Regions from separate parts of the Homo sapiens genome. Here region 2 is linked to region 1. Evidence: chromatin loops called from intact Hi-C (ENCODE). Cell type or tissue: MCF 10A. All regions are shown on one strand. Links, peaks and the distances in the headings refer to the core of each region. The heading gives the core; the rest is flanking DNA. Region 1 overlaps AGBL1 (AGBL carboxypeptidase 1). Region 2 overlaps AGBL1 (AGBL carboxypeptidase 1).

Region 1 (10,291 bases), core at 1,072-9,071:
CCAAAGGATCTCGCTAGCTCTCCAGCAATGGTCTCTAACCAAAATGGAAACTCAGGAATGACAGATAAAGAATTCAAAATATGGATTGCAAAGAAGCTCAATGAAATCCAAGGCAAGGATGAAAATCAAAGAAACTTCTAAAGCAATCCAGGAAATGAAGGATGAAATAAATATCTTTAAAAGAAATCAATCAGAGTTTCTGGAATTGGAAAAAAAATTGAAATATTTCAAAATACAATTGAAAGCTTTATAATAACTGGACGAATTGGAAGAATTTCAGAGCTTGAAGATTAGCCTTTCAAACTAACCCAGTCAGACAAAAATAAAGAAAAAAGAATTTAAAAAAATGAGCAGGGAAGATGCGGTAGCTCATGTCTGTAATCCTGGCACTTTGGGAGGCCAAGGCAGGTGGATCATGATGTCAGGAGTTCGAGACCAGGCTGACCAACATGGTGAAACCCTGTCTCTAGTAAAAATACAAAAATTAGCCAGGCATGGTGGTGTGCACCTGTAATCCCAGCTACTCAGGAGGCTGAGGCAGGAGAATCACTTGAACCCAGGAGGCAGAGGTTGCACTGAGCCAAGATCGTGCCATTGTACTCCAGCCTGGGTGACAGAGTGAGACTCCATCTCAAAAAAAAAAAAAAAAAAACAAAGTCTGAGAAATATGGAATTATGTAAAGTGACCAAATCTATGAATTATTGGCATAGATAATAATTCTCTCCTCTTCTCTCTTCTTCTCTCCTGAGAGAGAAGAAGAAAAAAGCAACAACCTGGAAAACATACTTGAGGGAATAATTCAAGAAAATTTCCCTAATCTTACTTAGAGAGGTAAGCCTCCAGATACAAGAAATCCAGAGAAGACCTGCAAGATGCTACAATGATGAAAATCACCAAGGCGTATAATCACCAGACTGTCCAAGGTCAACACTGAAGAAAAAACCTTAAAGGCAGCTAGGGAAAAAGGTCAGATTGCATACATAGGGAACCCTATCAAGCTAACAGCAGACTTCACAGCAGAAACTTTACAAGCCAGCAGAGATCGGGGGCCTGTTTACAACATTGTTAAAGAAATGCCAACCTAGAATTTTATATCTGGCCAAACTAAACTTCATAAGCAAAGGAAAAATAAAATGTTTTTCAGAATAGCAAGTGCTATGGGAATTTGTTATCACCAGACCAGACTTACAAGAGCTCCTTAAGTGAGTTCTAAACATGGAACAACATAACTATACCTGCTATACAGAAACACACTTAAGCACATAGCCCAAAGACCCTATAAAGCAATCACACAGTAGAAACTACAAAGCAACAGGCTAACAACTTCACAGTGGATGAATAGTAATCATTAGTTGTCTAAGTGCCCCACTTAAAAGGCATAGTGTGGCAAGTTGGATAAAAAACCAAGACCCATCCATCTGCTGTTTTCAAGAGACTCATCTCACACATAATGACATCCATAGCCTCAAAGTAAAGGACTGGAGAAAAATCTGTCATGCAAATGGGAAAAAAAAGCAGGGATTGCTATTCTTTTATTAAATAAAACAATGTAACAACAGTAAAGAAGGACAAAAAAGGGCATTATGTGATGATAAAGGGTTCAATTCAGCAAGAAGACTTATCTTAAATACTCAACATTGGAACATCTAGATTTATAAAATAAGTACTTCTGAACCTATGAAAAGACTTAGATGTCTACACAATAATAGTGAGGGAACTTTGACACCCCACTGACAGTGTTAGATCATTGATGCAGAAAACTAACAAACTCCGGGCCAGGCGCAGTGGCTCACGCCTGTAATCCCAGCACTTTGGGAGGCTGAGGTGGGCGGATCACGAGGTCAGGAGATCGAGACCATCCTGGCTAACATGGTGAAACCCTGTCTCTACTAAAAATACAAAAAATTAGCTGGGCGTGGCAACAGGCGCCTGTAGTCCCAGCTACTCAGGAGACTGAGGCAGGAGAATGGCGTGAACCCAGGAGGTGGAGCTTGCAGTGAGCCAAGATTGCGCCACTGCACTCCAGCCTGGGCGACAGAGTGAGACTCCATCTCAAAAAAAAAAAAAAAAAAAGAAATTCTGGACTCAAATTTGACACATTACCAATTGGACCTCATAGATGTCTACAGAATACTCCACCCATCAACTGCAGAATATACATTATTCTCATCTGCACACAGAGTATACTCCAAGATCGACCACATGCTCAGCCATAAAGCAAGTCTCAATAAATTAAAAACACTAGAAATTATACCAATCATACTCTCAGACCACAGTGGAATAAAAATCCTCTGCTCTCTCAAAAACCACACAATTACATGGAAATTGAACAACTTGCTCCTGAATGAGTTTTGAGTAAACAATGAAATTAAGGCAGAAATCAAGATGTTCTTTGAAATAAATGAACACCGATACCACATACCAAAATCTTTGGTATATAGCAAAAGCAGGATTAAGAAGAAAGTTTATAGTGCTAAATACCTACCTCAAAAAGTTAGAAATATCCCCTATTAATGATCTAATGTCACACCTAGAGGAACTAGAAAAACAAGAACAATCTAATCCCAAAGCTAGCTGAAGAAAATAAATAAATCAGAAAAGAACTGAACAAAATTGAGACTCCAAAATCCATACAAAGAATTGATGAAGCCCAAAGTTGGTTTTTTGAAAGCATAAGCAAGATTGATAGACTGCTAGCTAGGTTAAGAAAGAAAAAGAGATAAGATCCAAATAAGCACACTCAGAACTAACAAAGGTGACATCACAAGTAATCCCTCAGAAATACAAAAGATCCTGAGATGATTATAAACATCTTTGTGCCCACAAAGTAGAAAATCTAGAAAAAATTGGATAAATTCCTGGAAACACACTATCTCCCAAGATTGTATAAGGAAGAAATTGAAACCCTGAAAAGACTAATAACAAGTTCCAAAAATTAATCAGTAATGAAAAACTTATCAACCAAAAAAATCCCTGAACCAGATGGATTCACAGCAGAATTCTACTAGACATACAAAGAAGAGCTGGTCTCAATTCTACTGAAACTATTCCAAAAAAATCAAAGAAGATGGACTCCTTCCTAACTTATTCTATGAAACCAGCATCACCTTGATACCAAAACCTGGCAAAGACACAATGAGAAAAGGAAACTACAGGTCAATACCTCTGATAAACATAGACACAAAAATTCTCAACAAAATGCTAGCAAGCTGAACCCAGAAGCACATCCAAAAGTTAATTCTCCATGATCAAGTAGGCTTCATTCCTGAGAAGCAAGGTTGGTTCAACATATGCAAATCAATAAATGTGATTCACTGCATAAAAATTTAAAACAAAAACCATATGATCATCTAAACAGATGCAGAAAAAGCTTTCAGTAAATCTAACATCCTTTCATAATGAAACTCTAAAGAAATTAGTCATTGAAGGAACATATCTCAAAATAGTAAGAGCCATCTATGACAAACTCACAACCAACATCATAATAAACATGCAAAAACTTAAAGCATTCTTTCTGAGAACTGGAACAAGATCAGGATGCCCTCTCTCACCACTCCTATTCAACATACTACTGGAAGTCCCAGCCAGAGCATTCAGGCAAGAAAAAGAAGACATCTAAATAGGAAAAAAAGAAGTCAAACTATCTCTCTTCACTTTTGATTCTATACCTAGAGAACCCTAAAGACTCCACCACAAGGCTCCTAGAACTGATAAAGGACTTCAGTAAAGTTTCAGGATACAAAATCAATGTACAAAAATCAGTAGCATTTCTATACATCAATAACATTCAAACTGAGAACCCAATCAAGAACACAATCCAATTTAAATTAGCCACAAAATACTACCTAGGAATACGTCTAACCAAGGAGGTGAAAGATCCCTACAAGAGAAATGCAAAGTACTGCTAAAAGAAACATAGATGACAGAAACAAATGGATGAATATTCCATGGTCATGGATTGGAAGAATCAATTTCAAAATGGCCATACTGCCTAAAGCAATCTATATTTTCTATGCTATTCCTATCAAACTACTAATGTCACTTTTCACATAACTAGAAAAAAAAACTATTCTAAAATTCATATGGAACCAAAAAACAGCCCGAATAGCCAAAGCAATCGTAAGCAGAAAGAACAAACCTGGAGGTATCACATTACCCAACTTCTAACTATACTATAAGGCTACAGTAACCAAAATAGCATGGTACACTACAAAAACAGACACATAGACCAATGGAACACAACAGAAAGCTCAGAAATAATGCCATTGACCAAGACGATGAAAGAAGCAATAAAAATTATGAAGACAGAATAAGAAACTATGAAAATCAACAGGCATATTTAAGAAAAATAAAGGCATTTTTTAGAAATGAAAGATATATCCATTGAAATTAAAACCATGGTAGACAAATTAGGCAGCAGTTTAGACACAGTTGAAGAACTTAAGAAAATGAAGGACATATTTGGGGCCATAACCTATAATTTATGACCTAGAGAAAGAAATGGATACCACAGAAGAAAGACTGAGAGACATGGAAGGTAGATTAAGTTATTTTTTTTTTTTTTGAGACGGAGTTTCGCTCTTGTTGCCCAGGCTGGAGTGTAGTGGCGTGATCTCGGCTCACTGCAACCTCCGCCTTCCAGTTTCAAGCGATTCTCCTGCCTCAGCCTCCCGAGTAGCTGGGACTACAGGCATGTGCCACCACGCCCAGCTAATTTTTTGTATTTTTAGTAGAGATGGGGTTTCACTGTGTTGGCCAGGATGGTCTCGATCTCTTGACCTTGTGATCCACCCACCTTGGCCTCCTAAAGTGCTGGGATTACAGGTGTGACCCACCATGCCTGGCCTAGATTGAGAAGTTCGAAGAAGCTTCAGAAAGAGCATAGAGAGTAGGAAGAAGAGGGCACTGTCTTAAATATATTGGCTAATAATTTTCCAGAAGTACAAAAGATATAAATCCTTAAGTTGAGGATAGGATTAAGTGCACTTGAACACACCAAAGTGAAGTTGCAGAACACCAAATATTGAGGGAAATTCTTGGAAGAAACCAAAGATAAAATACATAAAATGACACAGTCCTTGATTATTGTTTTCTAAAACTCAAGAGTAAAATAAGGTGTTGTTATAAGAAAGTTGGAGAAAACTATGAGAGGAGAATGTTGAGAAAAAGGAAACTGTAAGAAATGAAAGAAGGGAATAGTTTCAAGAGTGTTAAATAGGGGAGATCACAGCACTTAAATTCAGGACACTCTACTCCTGGTTTGTCACTTACTACCTGTGAGAATTTGGCTAGGTTACCTACCTTCTCTGAATAAGAACATGCATGTGTTCTGGTTTTATTTCGATAAGCTTCAATCATCAGCAATCAGCCCCTCTCGCACAGTGATTTTTATTTTCCACTGAAAGAGCCCAATGTGCTGTATTGTGAAGGTGTTAGACACAAAGATGAGAGAAAGCATGAAGTTAGCTTCCTGTCTGGCAGAAAGAAAGGGTGGAGAAATCCAGAATTCGAAGAAGCAGCCAAAACTCAGCCTCCACCTGTGATAGAGTGCCCTAGGCATTTAGGACTAACTGAGGCTTTGAGGCCAGCAAGGAAGTGGTTTGCACGGAGCAGAGGTGCCCATTCGATGTCTCAAACCACAGATTCTTGCTACATCTGCTCCAGGCTGTGACTTACATTTTACTCATGGGGTTGGGTTCTGTTTCTGCAAGTCTTGAACATGCTTCAGTTTTGAGTTGCTAGTCATCACTCTCTGTAACTTGCAAGAGACGCCCCTGAGGTTTCGCTGATTCAAGTAGAGCAGAATATAAACTTATTATGAAGCATAAAGCATGAGAGAATCAAACAAGTTCAGAAAATAAATTGCATTTGGAGCTAAGTGAATAATCTTCCCTACTTCTTGGGCAGACTGGAACAAGGCACTTGTCTGGAATAACAACTGTTGCGTGAGAGTTGGCATTTGATTGCCTTTATTATCCAGAGGGCTGGCATCAGCATGAGGAGGGGTGAGGGGTGTTTCATCAGTGTAGAGTTGCTGGATTGGCTGGACACTTTCCAGCTCTGATCCATAATTTATACCAAGATGGGAATAGCAAGCAAGACACTGCCCATTTTCAGGGCTTTTGCTTATGGACACAAACCTATCCCACTAAATCCCTTACAGAGGAGACTTAATGGGGGCTTTTCATAGCTCTGATAGTTAGTTCCAGACTGGCTGCTGCCTTAAGAAAGAGACAAATGAAAGGTGCTAGAGGCAAGCTCCTATGATGACACATGATCTTTGCATACCCAACCTAAGTAAAAATTACCTTGCCATCTACTTCTTCATGTATTGATAGTCTTCTAGCACAGGAAGATTGTCTGAATGAGTGAAGGGGCCACAAGACTCTGTATTTCTAGAGTGTTAGGAAGCACTCCTAAGGACTCTGGCTGTCCGGGAATGGGGACAAGAATTAGCATCACTCTCTAGGTTGAAGCATTAGATGGACACACAAAACAATTTAGAAATCCTGGGAGCATTTGTATTCCCAGTGCCTCTCTCTTTCTTTCCTATGTTTATCTAATAATGTGCACAGAATTACACTAGTACACTTTTTGTAAACTGAGTTGCTATTTGATTCTCATGTGTTATTTTGTTTACATACACAGATTTACGCAGGAAACAGACAAACCTAGTCACTCATGTTGTGCAAGAATTCAGTGCACTGTCTTGTATTACCAGTAGGCTTTTTTATATTAGTTCTAGAAAAGAAAAAAAAAGTAGGAAGGAAAAGAAGGAAGGAAGGAATGAGGTAGAAAGATGCATGCAGAATGTGTATGTCCATTGCCGCACTATTCACAATAGCAAAGGCATGGAATCAACTCAAATGCCCATGAATGATAGACTGGATAAAGAAAATGTGGTACATATACACCATGGAATACTATGCAGCTATTAAAAAGGAATGAGATCATATCCTTTGCAGGGACATGGATGAAGCTGGAAGCCATTATCCTCAGCAAACTAACACAGGAACAGAAAACCAAACACCACATGTTCCGACTTATAAGTGGGAGCTGAACAATGAGAGCACATGGACACAGGGAGGGGAAAAACACTTACTGGGGCCTGTCGAGGGAGGGTGGAGGGTGGGGAGAGCATTAGGGAAAAAGCTGATGCATGCTGGGTTTAATACCTAGGTGATAGGTTGATAAGTGCAGCAAATCACCATGGCACATGTTTACCTGTGTAACAAACCTGCACATCTTGCACATGTACCCTGGAACTTAAAACAAACAAAAAATGCACTTAAAAATAAAAAAGAAAGATGCATGTAGGGTATTATTTTAATTCATTCATTTACCAAATATTTATCAAGTGTCTGGTATATGCCAGACACTTCTAGTCAGGAGAGATGCGGTGAGTAGGAAGCAAAAAAGATAAGGTCTTGCCCTTTGAGTTTGCAATCTAGTGAAGGGACACATAAACTGATTAATTGAAATGGTTCTAAAGGAAATGGAAGAAAGAATAGCAAAATGGAGGATAAGGGGACATGGGGACATGGGCTCTGAATTATGAGAAAAGGTCAGGAAGTCTCTGTGAAAGGTAACAGTTGGAGGAGAGAGACTTGGAGAACTCTTCTTGGCAAAGAAAATAGCAATTGCAAAAGTGCATTTGAAAACAACATGTTTTAAATCCCCGAGACAGGAATGTGCTTGGTGGGTCCTAATCAGGGAGGTCAGGTGGCTGAATGGGGAGAACAAGGTGGAGAGGCAGAGGTAAGTTCTGAGAGGTGACGAGGGCAGTTTCTGCAGACACTGGTAGCAGTTGTAGGGATGCTGGCTTTTTCTTTGAGTGATTTGGCACCATTGGTGGCTTGAGGTAGAAGAGTGATACGTTATGTTTTATTTATTAAAGGAATTACTCTGGCTGTTATGAGGGCACTGTGAAGGGATAAAGTGACCCCCGAAGAATCCTTTGCTCTGATCCAGGAAAGCATAGTGGTAACTTTGAACAGAACCACAAAGGTAGGGGGGTGGCTGTATTTTGGACCCATTTTGAAGGCAGAACAACAGATTTTGCTATTGGATTGGACAAAGGACGTGCAAGAAAGAAAGTCATCAAGGATGACTCCCAGGATAAATGGTTTGAATGGGCTGCCCAAACTGGAACCAGGAAAACCGGTGTAGAGACTGTTCTCAGTCATCCACGTAAAGCTAGAGCTTCCTGGACCATTGAAAAAGAGTCGTGAGAGTGGATCTCCTTGCTCTGCTCTCAATGCTAGGAGGACAGCACTCAGTCTTTCACCATTATATGTCATGTTAACTGTAGGTTTGTTGTGGATGATTATTATCAAGTTGAGGATGTAACCCTCTACTAGAGGGTTACAAGTGTTCCTATTTTTCTGAGAATTTTTATCATAAGTGGGTGTTGAATTTTGTCAGTGCTTTTTATGCGTTAATATGATTGTGTGATTTTTCTTTAGTTTGTTAATATGGTAGATAATACATTGCTTTATGATCCTTCATCCTTGAAGGAAATTTTCACTAGATACGGAATTCTGGGATGAAAGTCCTTTTCTTTCAGCACTTGAAGAATATTGTGCCACTTCATTTGGCCTCTGGTTTTTGATGAGAGATACACTACCATTCAGTTTTTTCCCCGATAGGTAAGGTGTTATCCATTTCTTGTTGTCTTCAAGAACTTTTTTCTTTATTTTTCAAAATGTAATTATAATATGTCCTGCTCTAGTTTTCTTTGAGCTTATCCTATTTGGTGTTTGCCCAGCTTCTTGAATCTGTAGGTTGTTTATCGCGAAATTTGGCAAGTTTTAAACCATTATTTCTTTTAGTTCCCTTTTTGGCTCCACCATCTTTCTCCTCTAATTTGGGGACTCCAATTATATGAATGTTCGATCTTCTATTTTGTCTCACAGGTCATTGAGATTTCTTCTTTTATTTCAGTGAATTTTTTTCTGTTGTTCAGATTAGGTAATTTTTATTGCTCTATCATCAAGGTAACAGATTCTTCTTTCCCTCCATTCTGCTGTTTAGCCTATTTGTTAATTATTTTTTATTATAGTAATTGTATTTTTCAGTTCTAAAGTTTTTATTTCGGCCGGGCGCAGTGGCTCATGCCTGTAATCCCAGCACTTTGGGAGGCCGAGGTGGGCGGATCACAAGGTCAAGAGATCAAGACCATCCTGGCCAACATGATGAAACCCCGTCTCTATTAAAAGTACAAAAATTAGCTGGGCGTAGTGGCGCATGCCTTAATCCCAGCTACTCGGGAGGCTGAGGCAGGAGAATCACTTGAACCTGGGAGGCAGAGGTTGCAGTGAGCCGGGATTGTGCCACTGCCCTCCAGCCTGGCGACAGGGCGGGACTCCATCTCAAAAAAAAAAAAAAGTTTTTATTTCATCCTTCCTTATATATTCTACTTGTTTGCCAAGGACCTTTTTAATTTTCATTTCTTCTGAAGCATTTTTATGATAACTGCTTAAAATCTTTGTCAGCTAATTCTGACATCTCTGTCTTCTCAGTGTTAGCTTCTATTGATTGCTCTCTTTCAGGACAATTTTCCTGTTTTTTATTTTTATTTTTGTGTGATGAGTGATTTTTTGACGGAAACCTGTATATTTTGAGCTATGATATTATGAGACTTTGGATCTTATTTAAGCCTTCTGTTTTAGCTAGTGTAGTGAGTTGAATATTGCCTCCACTGCCCCCCCCCCATTCATGTCTATTCAGAAGCTCAGAATATGATCTTATTTGAAAATAGGGGCTTTGCAGATGAAATTAATTAAGGGTCTTGAGATGAAGTCATCCTAGGTTTAGTGTGGGCCTTAAATCCATGACTTGTGTCCTTGAACATGGAGGAGAGGATACAAAAAGACACAGGGAAGGACATGTGAATGCAGAGCCCAAGATTAGGGCTATGCTGTCACAAGCCAAAGATCATCTGGAGGCTCCAGAAGCTGGAAGAGGTGAGGAAAAATTTCCTCTAGCAACTTCAGAATGGGTGTGGCCCTGAAAGCACGTTGATTTTGATTTCTGGCCTCCAGAAGTGTGACTGAATAACTTAATGTTGAGGTAAGCCAACTAATTGGTGGTAATTTGTTATGGTAGTCCTAGGAAACAAAGTGGCTTCCTCTATACCTATCTGGTAGAGGAAGGGTGGGGATGCCACGGTTACTGCCAGAATTGCGTATCCAGGTTTTCCACTAATCCTCTGATGATCCCCAAAGGAGGTGGCCTCTACCTTGCTTCTGGTTGGGGGTGAGGATTCTGGCTGCACACTAAGCCTGCATT
Region 2 (10,291 bases), core at 1,008-9,007, 88 kb before region 1:
GACACCAACCACTTTTCCCCGCCAGCCTGTCATGTGGCCCCACATTGCCCAGGAGAAATTCAATTTTTTGAGTCTTGAAGGTTTCTAGGCTTTCCTGTTTAGACCACAAACATCTTTATAAAGATGGTTGGGATCTCCAGTGCCTTCACGAGCTAGGCAGGTAATTCACTTCTGAAGGAGCTGGGGTTAGACAAAAAAATGAGTTGATTACTATGTCAACCTGTGGACTGCTTGCCCTTCTCACTTGCCTTGACAACACTGTGTGGCTAATAGTCTGTAGGTTACCAGTTTGTAACATCAAAAGGATACATTTTTTTTTCCTCCTGATTGTCAAAGTTTGTTGTAGAACGCGTAAGGATTAAAACTACAGAAAACTCTAAATAAGCAAATAGAATCATCAGTTGATCCTCAACTCATTAAGTATTCTTGTTACCTTGGCATATTCCCTTCCAGTTTTTAAGTGTAAAAATCTGCATCAATGGGATCTGCACTAAAGAGGCACATGTGAACCTCAGTTAAGAAATACTTGGGGTTAAAATAAGGATATCACTAGGTCCCGTTTCAGACTGAGAATTAGCTACAAGTCAGGCCCTTGGAGGATAGAACCTGGAGAGATAAGCAGAAATAGTAGAATATAGAAGGGTGAATGGGAGGTGAGGACAGAGATAAATCTCCTGTTGTTCATGGATTTGCCAAAGGAAAACTGGCCAAAAAAATACCTTCAGCATGAGGCTGGCAGCAAGGGCCTGATGGAGCTAGGGGGTGCCAGGAAGCAGGGTCAATGCTTTTAGGGTGGGGTAGAGGAGAGGGTGAGGTGTTAATACGAAAGACCCTCAGAACTCTCTGTCCATTCCATCCCCATCCTCCAACCAGTTTAAAAGATACTAATGTAGGCCGGGCATGGTGGGTCACGCCTGTAATTCCAGCACTTGGGGAGGCCAAGGTGAGTGGATCACTTGAGGTCAGGAGTTCGAGCCCAGCCTGGCCAACATGGTGAAACCCCGTCTCTACTAAAAATACAAAAAAATTAGCAAAATTAGCCGGGTGTAGTGGCGTGCACCTGGAATCCCAGTTATGCGGGAGGCTGAGGCAGGAGAGTCACTTGAACTTGGGAGGCAGAGATTACAGTGAGCCGAGATCATGCCACTGCACTCCAGCCTGGGCAACAGGGTGAGACTCTGTCTTAAAATAAATAGATAAGTAGATAGATAGATAGATAGATAAATAAGTAAATAAATAAATAAATAAATAAATATATATATAAGTAAATAGACACTAATCTATTTAGAAACTTAAAAAAAATTAAGCAACATAAAAATTTTGTTTCAAGGAAAATCTTAGGAAAACGCTGTTTATGTAAACAGACTATAGCAGAGCTGGTCTCTTCCAAAGAGGGGGACTTGAAGCCCTCTCACATCTCTCAACTCTAAGTCCACCCAGAGCAGTATTCAAAAATGCACCTCATCTCTGCTCTGTTTGCCCTGGCCCTGCAAAGCAGCGCCTTCCTCTCAGATCTTCCAGAACTCCTCTAAGTTGCTGATCCCAGTGACCCTCATTTCATTCTTTGCTCTTCTCCACATTTGCTCTTTCTCAGTTTGATGAATCTCCTCTTGTCGCATTTTAGATACGTATTGACTTTTGCACAACTTCCCAAGCCATTCTCAGAGAAAGATTGACGGGTGTAGGGTCGCGGGGGAAGGAGGTTTAGCTATTTTAAATGTTAGTAAACATGAGAGTTTGCTGGGGATTAACAGGAAATCATGAATAAAATCATTGGGATTTGATAAGGGATTTTTCTCCCAGAAAATTAAAGATTTTTTTTCATTATCTTTCTCCCCCCACCAAAAAAGACATGGATGAAGGTCACTGGGATAACCCATTATCAATCTAATACTCTTAAAACAGAAAAAAGACAAAAGTCCTTAAGCTTATGCTGCCCACGGGGCCCCTGTGAACTGTTGTTCTGGCATCTTTTTAGCAGGTGATACTGTCCTTTAATACCTCCCACTTAATTCTCAATTTTCTTTTAAACATCAGATATTGAATAGGCTGCAAACTCCTTCAGGCAATAAATAACTCTCATGCTGTATGGCCAAGATCTGCCAGGAAGTGAAATATTTTTGATACAAAAGAACAATTCATTAAAGGAGGTAATGAAGGCAATTCAAACCCTCCACAAATGTATCACCAGGTGAATAAAGCTCGTCACTCTCTGTTTAGGGTCATGTTGTAAAGAGAAAAAAACAAACAAACAAACACCAACTGCACAAATGGGCCAAAAAATCAGTGGGGCTTAGTCAAGCCTGACAATTTAGAATTTGACAAACAAGCAGAAAAAAAGAGAGTTTTATTAATATTATGAAAAAAATCCCCTCTGGAATAAAGCATTACATTTCCATGTTATTGTTTGCACTCATATGCACTCACATGGTCTTAGGGAGAAATCTGACTTTGAGATGAAATTTTGCTTATCTGATTATACCTCATGGGCTCTCCCTCACACACACTCAGCCAGAAGCACATACTGTCTCATACGCCAGTGTGAATGGTTTCGATGATGGAGAGATGCGGTAGTGAGAGAACGGAGCTACAAAATTTGGGCATTCTGACTGAGAGTCAGCAGGTTAGAGCCCTGCAATGTACCTAGTCCCTAGGAGCCAAGAGGGCCAGGCATCTACTGGGTAGATCTGAACCGGTACATGCTTGTCCACCAACCCTGTAGCCCAAGGAGCTTAACCTGAAAAGTAGTGTATATTAACTGTTGAGAGAGGTATCTTGGACTGTTCTTCTTCCTCTGTTTTAAGTCCGTAAAATACGGTTTTATGGGCGGTCCCAAACAGGAATATTGAACTAACACAGAGAAGTCAAGGAGTTGAAAAGGTCCCTATTAGATATGAGAAAGCTCCATACTAAATCCCTGCTGGGTGGGCTTCCGAACTTTACCTGAACATTTTCAGAGCCCTGTTGCTCACTACCACGTAGAGTCTATCCTCTTGTTGAACATCCTTAACTGTGAGGAATTCCTTTCCTGAATTCAGCCTAGTGTATTTTAATTTCTTTCTTTCTTTCTTTGTTTTTTTTTCTTTTGAGCTAGGGTCTCACTCTGTTGCTCAGGACTATAGCTCACTGCAGCCTCGAACTCCTGGGCTCAAGTGATTCTCCTGCCTCAGTCTCCCTAGTAACTGGAGCCACAGGTGCAAGCCACCACATTTGGCTTATTTTTATTTTTTGTGGAGATGGGGTTTTACTATGTTACTCAGGCTTGTCTCCAAACTCCTGGCCTCAAGCCGTCCTCCTGCCTCAGGCCCCCACAGTGCTGGCATTACAGGTGTGAGCCACCACGCCCGGCCTGTGATTTCTTTCTAACTTGATCTTGGGGTCTCTTTCAAGAGTGGCTGTAAGCCACTGATAGGGGGTAAAGTTAGTTGGGGTGTGTGGAGGAGGCAGCACAGCAAAACCCGTGAAGTAACAGAAGTGTTTCTGTCGTTACAGAGCCAGGAGAATAAGCGGAGTTGCTGGGGAGCCTGGAGGTGGCAGGGAGCTCTAACAGTGTCTGGGGAGAGAGAGGTCTTGTTGTGGGACTGGGCCTTTTTTAAGGTTCATGGCGTTATCTGTCAGGCTTTCCTGCAGGGGTTATGGACTGGGCAGTTTAAAGAAAACGCACATGAAGAGCAGGTCCTATTCACATGACTCTGGTGTTGTCCATTGGGTTTTACTGTGGTCAGCAGATGTGGGAAATGTTGGGTTTTGGGTTAGTGGGATGAGGAACAAGCAGGCCATGTGGCAAACAACCACGTGGGAAGGGCAAGTTTTCTCTAGGTCAGAGGCAACAGGGTATGACTGGGTTTCAAGCAACTTAAGTCATGCCTAAAAAATGGATGTGGAGGTTACAACTATATGAAACAAATTTATGAGTCTTGATTATATATAAATTAGCTTCCATTCTCTTTAGAAAGGACAGCCAACATATCTCTTAGACATGGCAGCCTTACAGGTACTATATCTCATTCAGCATCTTCTCCTTCCCCACCTAACCTGATAGTCAGCTCAACCCAAATGACAACCTCCGGGTCCACTGAAGTTCAGATAGGAGGAATGGAAATCTGGTGGAAATCTCTCTCTGTGTCTGTCTCTCCTCCCACACTATTATTATTATGTTTCTTTTTTTTCTGAGAATAAGGTACAGACTTTCATATACTCTAATTATGAATTTCCTAAAAACAAAAGTATTCTCTTACATAACCCCAGTTTATCAAAATCTGAAAATAAACATTGATACAAAACTGTTAGTATAACTATTAGATCTACAGATCTTATTCAAATTTGACCAGATGCCCAATAATGCCTTTTATAGCAAAAGAAAAAATTGTTTGCTGGCCCAAGATTTAAACTATAATTACTTATTATGCTGACTTGTCATGTCTTTTTATTTCCCTTTAGCCTCATGTTTTGTTCTGCTTTGTTTTGCCTTTCATGACCTTGACATTTTCAAGGAGTGGAGTGTAGGTCAGGTATTTTGTAGCATGTCCTTCATTTTGGCTTTGCTGATTTTCTTCATGATCCAACTTGGGTTATGCATTCTTGGCAGGAACACTATAGAAGTGATGCCGATCTTTCTCAGTGTATCATATCGGGTGGCACGTGATGACTGTCCCATTACTGGGGATGTTAACTTTGATCACTTGGTTTAAGGTGACATCTGCCAGTTTTCATACTAAAATGTTATTATTCCCTTGATGATTAATAAGTATCTTGTGGGAAATACACTGGAACATTCTCAAAGAGGTGTGGCTGTGGAGAGCCTGTGACTGACCCTGCCTTTCCCTTTGTTTTCAGAGTCGAACGGCCGCAGAGCAGTGAACCGAGGCTACGTCACCAGCCTGCTCGGGCTGCACCAGGACTGGCACAGCCATGACACAGCCAACGCCTACGTGCAGATCCGACGGGGCTTGCTGCTCTGCCTCAGGCACATTGCTGCCCTCCGGTCCGGCAGGGAGGCCTTCCTGGCAGCACAGGGCATGGAGATCCTCTTCAGCACCACACAGGCAGGCAGCATGGGGATTCACTCTGCAGCTGGAGGCCAGCTGGGTGATTCCTGAAGGCTGTCATTTAGGAATCATCCCAGATAGAGCTGGGAACGCCTCAGTCTATTTCTTGTTGCCTGCTAAGGGCGGATGTTCTGGATTTAAGGCTTCATTCCAGGCCAGGCCCGGTGGTTCACTCCTGTAATCTCAGCACTTTGGGAGGCCGAGGCAGGTGATCACCTGAAGTCAGGAGTTTGAGATCAACCTGACCAACATGGTGAAACCCCGTGTTTATTAAAAATACAAAAATTAGCTGGGTGTGGTGTTGCACACCTATAGTCCCAGTTACTCAGGAGGCTGAGACAGGAGAATTGCTTGAACTCAGGAGGCAGATGTTGCAGTGAGCCGAGATCGCACCACTGAACTCCAGCCTAGGTGACAGAGTGAGACCCTGTCTCAAAACAACAGCAACGGCAACAATAAAATCTTCATTCCATTGGTTCATTCATATATACTTAACATATATTTGTTGAATACACACTACCAGAGGTGCAGTGTATGGCATAGTGTTAAGTGTTGACTCTAGAACTAGAGTACTGGATTCAAATCCTAGCTCTAGGGCCTACAGCTGTGTAACTTTGAAGAAGTCACTCAACTTCTCTGGGCCTTGAGGTTCTTCAAAAAAAAGCAGAAATAACAAAACCTAGGTTGTTGTGTGGACTAAATAAGTTATTGTAGAAATGGCCCGTGCTTAGAAGAGTGCTTGCCATGACTGAACTGCGTTGTGAGGATGAGCCGTTATTGGAATAATTAGCAGTGGAATCTAGTGGTGGATATGACAAACGAGGCCCTTGATCCTATAGGGAAAACCTCCTAGCAGAAGAGTGAGACACTAAGTAAGCAAAGAATCCAATGAGGAAGATAATTTCATATCGCACTGTGAAATCAATGAAGTAAGGGCATAGGTCTACAGGGGCTGCCATAGGTAGAGGGAGCAGGTGTTCTTTTAGAGAGAGAGGTCAAGTCATCTCTGAGCAGATGACACCTGAGCTGAGACCTGAGTTGTTGGAGGAGCTGGTCATGCTGGTCAGGCCAAGTTGCAGAGGAAGAGCATCCCAGGGAAAGGGGATGGTGTCTTCAAGGGTTTCTACTTATCAGCACCCCACTGGAATATGCATTCTAGGGATTCCTGGATTTCAACCTAAATAAATTCCTTAATTTCACCTGATTAGGGCTAATTGAAATCCTATAGTTTGAGGCTACATATGCCCTCCTTATTGGTGATATAAGTGTTCCAGTATCCATCATCTGCTCACCCACCTTCTCCTGGGGCCAAGGCAGCCATGTTGCACACACATTATGTTCCTATTATCTCTGGATTAGGCCACCTCTGGACTCCCTTTATCAGCCTTCTTGCTCTTCTCTGGACACCCTCCAGTTTTTCTCTATCTGAGTACATCTGAGGTAATGAAGCCACCAATGAGAGTGTTGTTTTTCCAACCGTGGTATCTGGAGACATTTCTCATTAAAAAATGGTCTTTTCCCCTGCTAAACAATAACAAAATACAGTGCTGCAAACCAATATCTAACTCCCTATCTGCTATCACCTCTGGGTTTCTTTCCATCATTACAGCTTTCAAAGCTTCTCAGTCATGAAATAGCTATATTTTACCTTCTATTTCTCGACATGAAGCAGGGCTTTGAATTTTTCCAAGCTTCCTCATGCTTTCTAAGCTTGTGGTTGCCCAAGTCTCTAATCCCTCCCAGTCCTTGTGCAATGCCCTCCTGCATTGCCGATGTTTAACAGCCCCCCACTCTGGTCCAGTGCTTTACCGTGTTCCTCTGCCCTCCATGTTATTGGCTATTTCTCTGTTCTGTGCTAAAAAACCAACCAAACAATAAACAAAACAAACAAGAAAAACAAGACCAATAAAGGAAGAAGACAGTAGTCACAGAGGGAAATGTCTACGATAGAAAGGTGGTGGAGAAAACACCAAATGAAGCCCAGCATGAGGTGCTATGAATCTGTGCACAGGTTCTTCAAAACAGTTCCTTATCAGGTCAGTGAAGACTTCAGTTGCTCAATTAAGCACATTAGCAAGAAGCTTCCAGCCTTGAACTACTGTTGGAATGGAAGCAGAATGTGAGTGCACACAGAGTGTGCACTTTATAGTGAGGTTTCTCTAGCTCATGTTATAATCTCTGCAAGTATGATATGGAAAAGCAGTTCAGGAGGGGCCTATGGGATAGTGCTGAGTAAATAGGCCATGACACATCTGTCACCTGGAAGAGTGTATAGAATGTATGGGTGTCAACCTCAAGAGGTTGAATTCCTCACCACCACCACTCGCCCTTGCTTTTAGTCTTTTAAATAGTGTGCTCTTGGCCGGGAGTGGTGGCTCATGCCTGTAATCCCAGCACTTTGGGTGGCTGAGGCAGGCGGATCACCTGAGGTCAGGAGTTCAAGACTAGCCTGGCCAACATGGCAAAACCCCATCTCTACTAAAAATACAAAAAATTAGCCGGGCGTGGTAGCATGTGTCCGTAATCCCAGCTACTCAGGAGGCTGAGACAGAAGAATTGCTTGAACCCAGGAAGTGGAGGTTGCGATGAGTTGAGATCACACCATTGCACTCCAGTCTGGGCAACAGAGTAAGACTCTGTCTCAAAAAAAAAAAAAAAAAAAAAAAAAAAAAAAAAAAAAAAAAAAAAAAAGGTGTGCTCTTCCAGAGAAAATGTTATCAAGTTTATGTGCAAAGTCAGATGTTTGACATTCTCCTGGTTTTTGGAAAATGATCATTGCAGGTGAAAGATAGGCTGTCCTGGCTTAGAAACCAAATGGCTTGTTACTCTTCCCCCCGGCAGTCATAACCAGTGTTGAGTAGCCTCCCAGACCTCAGGTGAGTGCTGTGAGCACAGATGCCCTTGCAGGTGTGCTGGAGTTACAGCTGCCCATCACCCCTCCTCTCCCTTCTGCTAGAGAAGGCATGGGAGTCACTGGATGGCCAACTTAGGGGCCTTGGATTTGGTGATGTTATTTCAGTTGCCATTTGCAAATTATGCTGCTGTTGCTGCTGCTGCTGCTATTGCTACTGCCAGTGATAGTGATGACAATGTTAATGAAGCAGCAGCAGCAGAGGGAGGAGGAGGAAGAGGAAGAGAAGAAGTAGGAGAAGGAGAAGACAGTTACTTTGAACTCTTACTATTAATACATCCCTTGGCTGTCTTAGCAATTTATGCAGACTCTCCAATATTGATAATTTCAAAAGCTTTTGAGGTAGGATCTATTATTATCTCCCTTTTTATAGATGAAGAAACTGAGGCACGTAACTGTTAAGTAATTTTCCCAAGTTCGCAAAGCTCATAAGTGTTGGAGCTAGGATTGGAATCTGGTAGTCTCACCTGAGAGCCCATGCTTTTGCCCACTGTACCAGCAGCTCCCCCAGTTGAGCATGCATCAGAGTCACCTGGAGGGGTCACTGAAGCAGAGCCTGTTGGACATCAATCTCAGAGTTTCTGACTCAGTAGGGCTCTGGTGGGGCCTGAGAATGTGCTTTCCTGACAACTTCCTAAATGACGCTGATACTACTGATTTAGGATCACACTTGGAAAACCAATGTCCTAAATTAATTTTATTGATGTTTGTGATGTGCTGACAAACCTACTGAGAATGAGACTGACTGTAAAGGAACTTTTTTTAAGTCCTTCCCACACCTTTGCCATCATAATATTCTTCTTTGCCTTTCTGCTGAGGCCACTGCTTGCATTGTTTCTCTCTTGGTGACCCTACCTCTCTGTTTCCTGAGTCTCACGTTTCTGCACAGATTCTGTAAACATCCCCTAAAAGTTCAAAGGCTGAGATCATAGTGCAGCAAGGGTGCTGTGTAATGTAGTATAATGGAATCTTATTGGAGCTTTGCATGAGGAAAGAGGAAGACGGATGACAATTTGAATGCAAGATTGAAAAAAAAAAAGAACTCCTACAAGGATGCCTGAAACATTTGGGGATAATTATCAATTTGGAGAAATAGGTAACTGCAGAAGGAACAAACCTATATAAGATAATCAGAGAAAAGAACCACTCTTTGGAGCTACAACAGTTTAAGGGGCCTGAAAGGTTGCTAAAATTGGTGGTTTTCAAACTTGAGCATGCATCAAAGTTACCTAGAGGAATTGTTAAAACACAGATTGCTAGATCCTACCCCAGAGTTTCTACTTCAGTTGTTCCGAGGTGAGATGCAAGATTCTGCATTTCTAACGAGTTCTCAGGTGATACTGATGCTACTGGTCTGGGTACTTCACTTTGAGAACCACTGGAATAAGAACTGATATGGCCTTTTAAAAGTCACAGTTGCCACCATTTGCTCAGAAAGCACAGTAGGCCAAGCCTTGATTCATCAGGCTCCTCTCTGGCCAACAAGACCAATGACCTCAGCCTTGTGGACCTGTGTAAGGAGGGACTGAATTCTAAAGAGAATATTACCAGGTTGGAATCAAGAACTGGATACCCTAAAGGTCAGATTGGTCTGAGATCATTTACTATTTATTCAGTAAATGTTTTCTGAGCTCCTTCTTTGTGAAAGATGTTGGGGCTGGGTTCTATAGGGGGTTCAAAGATGAAGGTGATAGAGGACTCATCATCTTCAGGAAACTTAGAATCCTATATGGGAAAATAGGATATGGATAATGCAGTGTAGCCAGCAGGTGGGGGTAATAGCAGACTTTGTGTAACCATGCAGAGGAGGCCCTACTTGGTCTTGCTGACCAGAGAAGCCTCCATGAAGGCACCCACATTTGAATGAGGCTAGGAGAGCGTTTTGAAAAGTCTAAGAGAAACACTTGGTTTGTGAACTGTTCAGAGAAGCACAGGAGGTGGCCACCAGGCACAGACAGAGAAGCTGTGGAGAGCGAGTGGGACAACTAGGACGTTTTGGAGGGTCAGGCAGAAGGAAAGATCTCAGTGACAATCCAGAAGATATCAAGCCATTTCCATTTAAGATATTTTTATATTGAAGCTACGCCACATCTGCCCTTGGGCTTAGAATTTCTCCTCTATGTTCAAAGAATCACCGCAAAGAGAAGGGAGAGAGGGGTTATGCCAGGCAGGAGTCGAAGAGCTGCTGTGTCACCTGAGACCTGAATAGTAAGAAAGAACCAGTGCCATGAGGGTCTGGAGACGAGGGTTCCAGGGAGAGAAAAAGAAAGTACATGCAAAGACCCTCAGGTGGGGGAGTAGAGTGGGAGGTGGGTGAGCTTGAGAAACACAG

What was found. Peaks named below come from ENCODE experiments on the same cell type or tissue, not always from the same donor. Only the 100,000 strongest peaks of a DNase experiment are listed, where the experiment ranks them.
Region 2: a loop joins it to region 1, with 3 times the contacts of the local background. A loop is called at or near these places in 2 of 110 quality-filtered maps.

The regions. Positions count from the first base shown.
Region 1 is chr15:86,330,591-86,340,881 of GRCh38, forward strand. All of the region lies in intron 17 of AGBL1 (AGBL carboxypeptidase 1), which reads left to right. Among named protein-coding and RNA genes, the nearest start is that of AGBL1-AS1, 19 kb to the left of the region's middle. In MCF 10A, for the core only: no CTCF peak of the experiment used is centred there; DNase peaks (open chromatin) are centred at 5,641 and 5,991.
Region 2 is chr15:86,242,835-86,253,125 of GRCh38, forward strand. AGBL1 (AGBL carboxypeptidase 1) reads left to right here. Exons shown (of 23, transcript NM_001386094.1): 7 at 4,837-5,045. Among named protein-coding and RNA genes, the nearest start is that of AGBL1-AS1, 69 kb to the right of the region's middle. In MCF 10A, for the core only: no CTCF peak of the experiment used is centred there; a DNase peak (open chromatin) is centred at 4,887.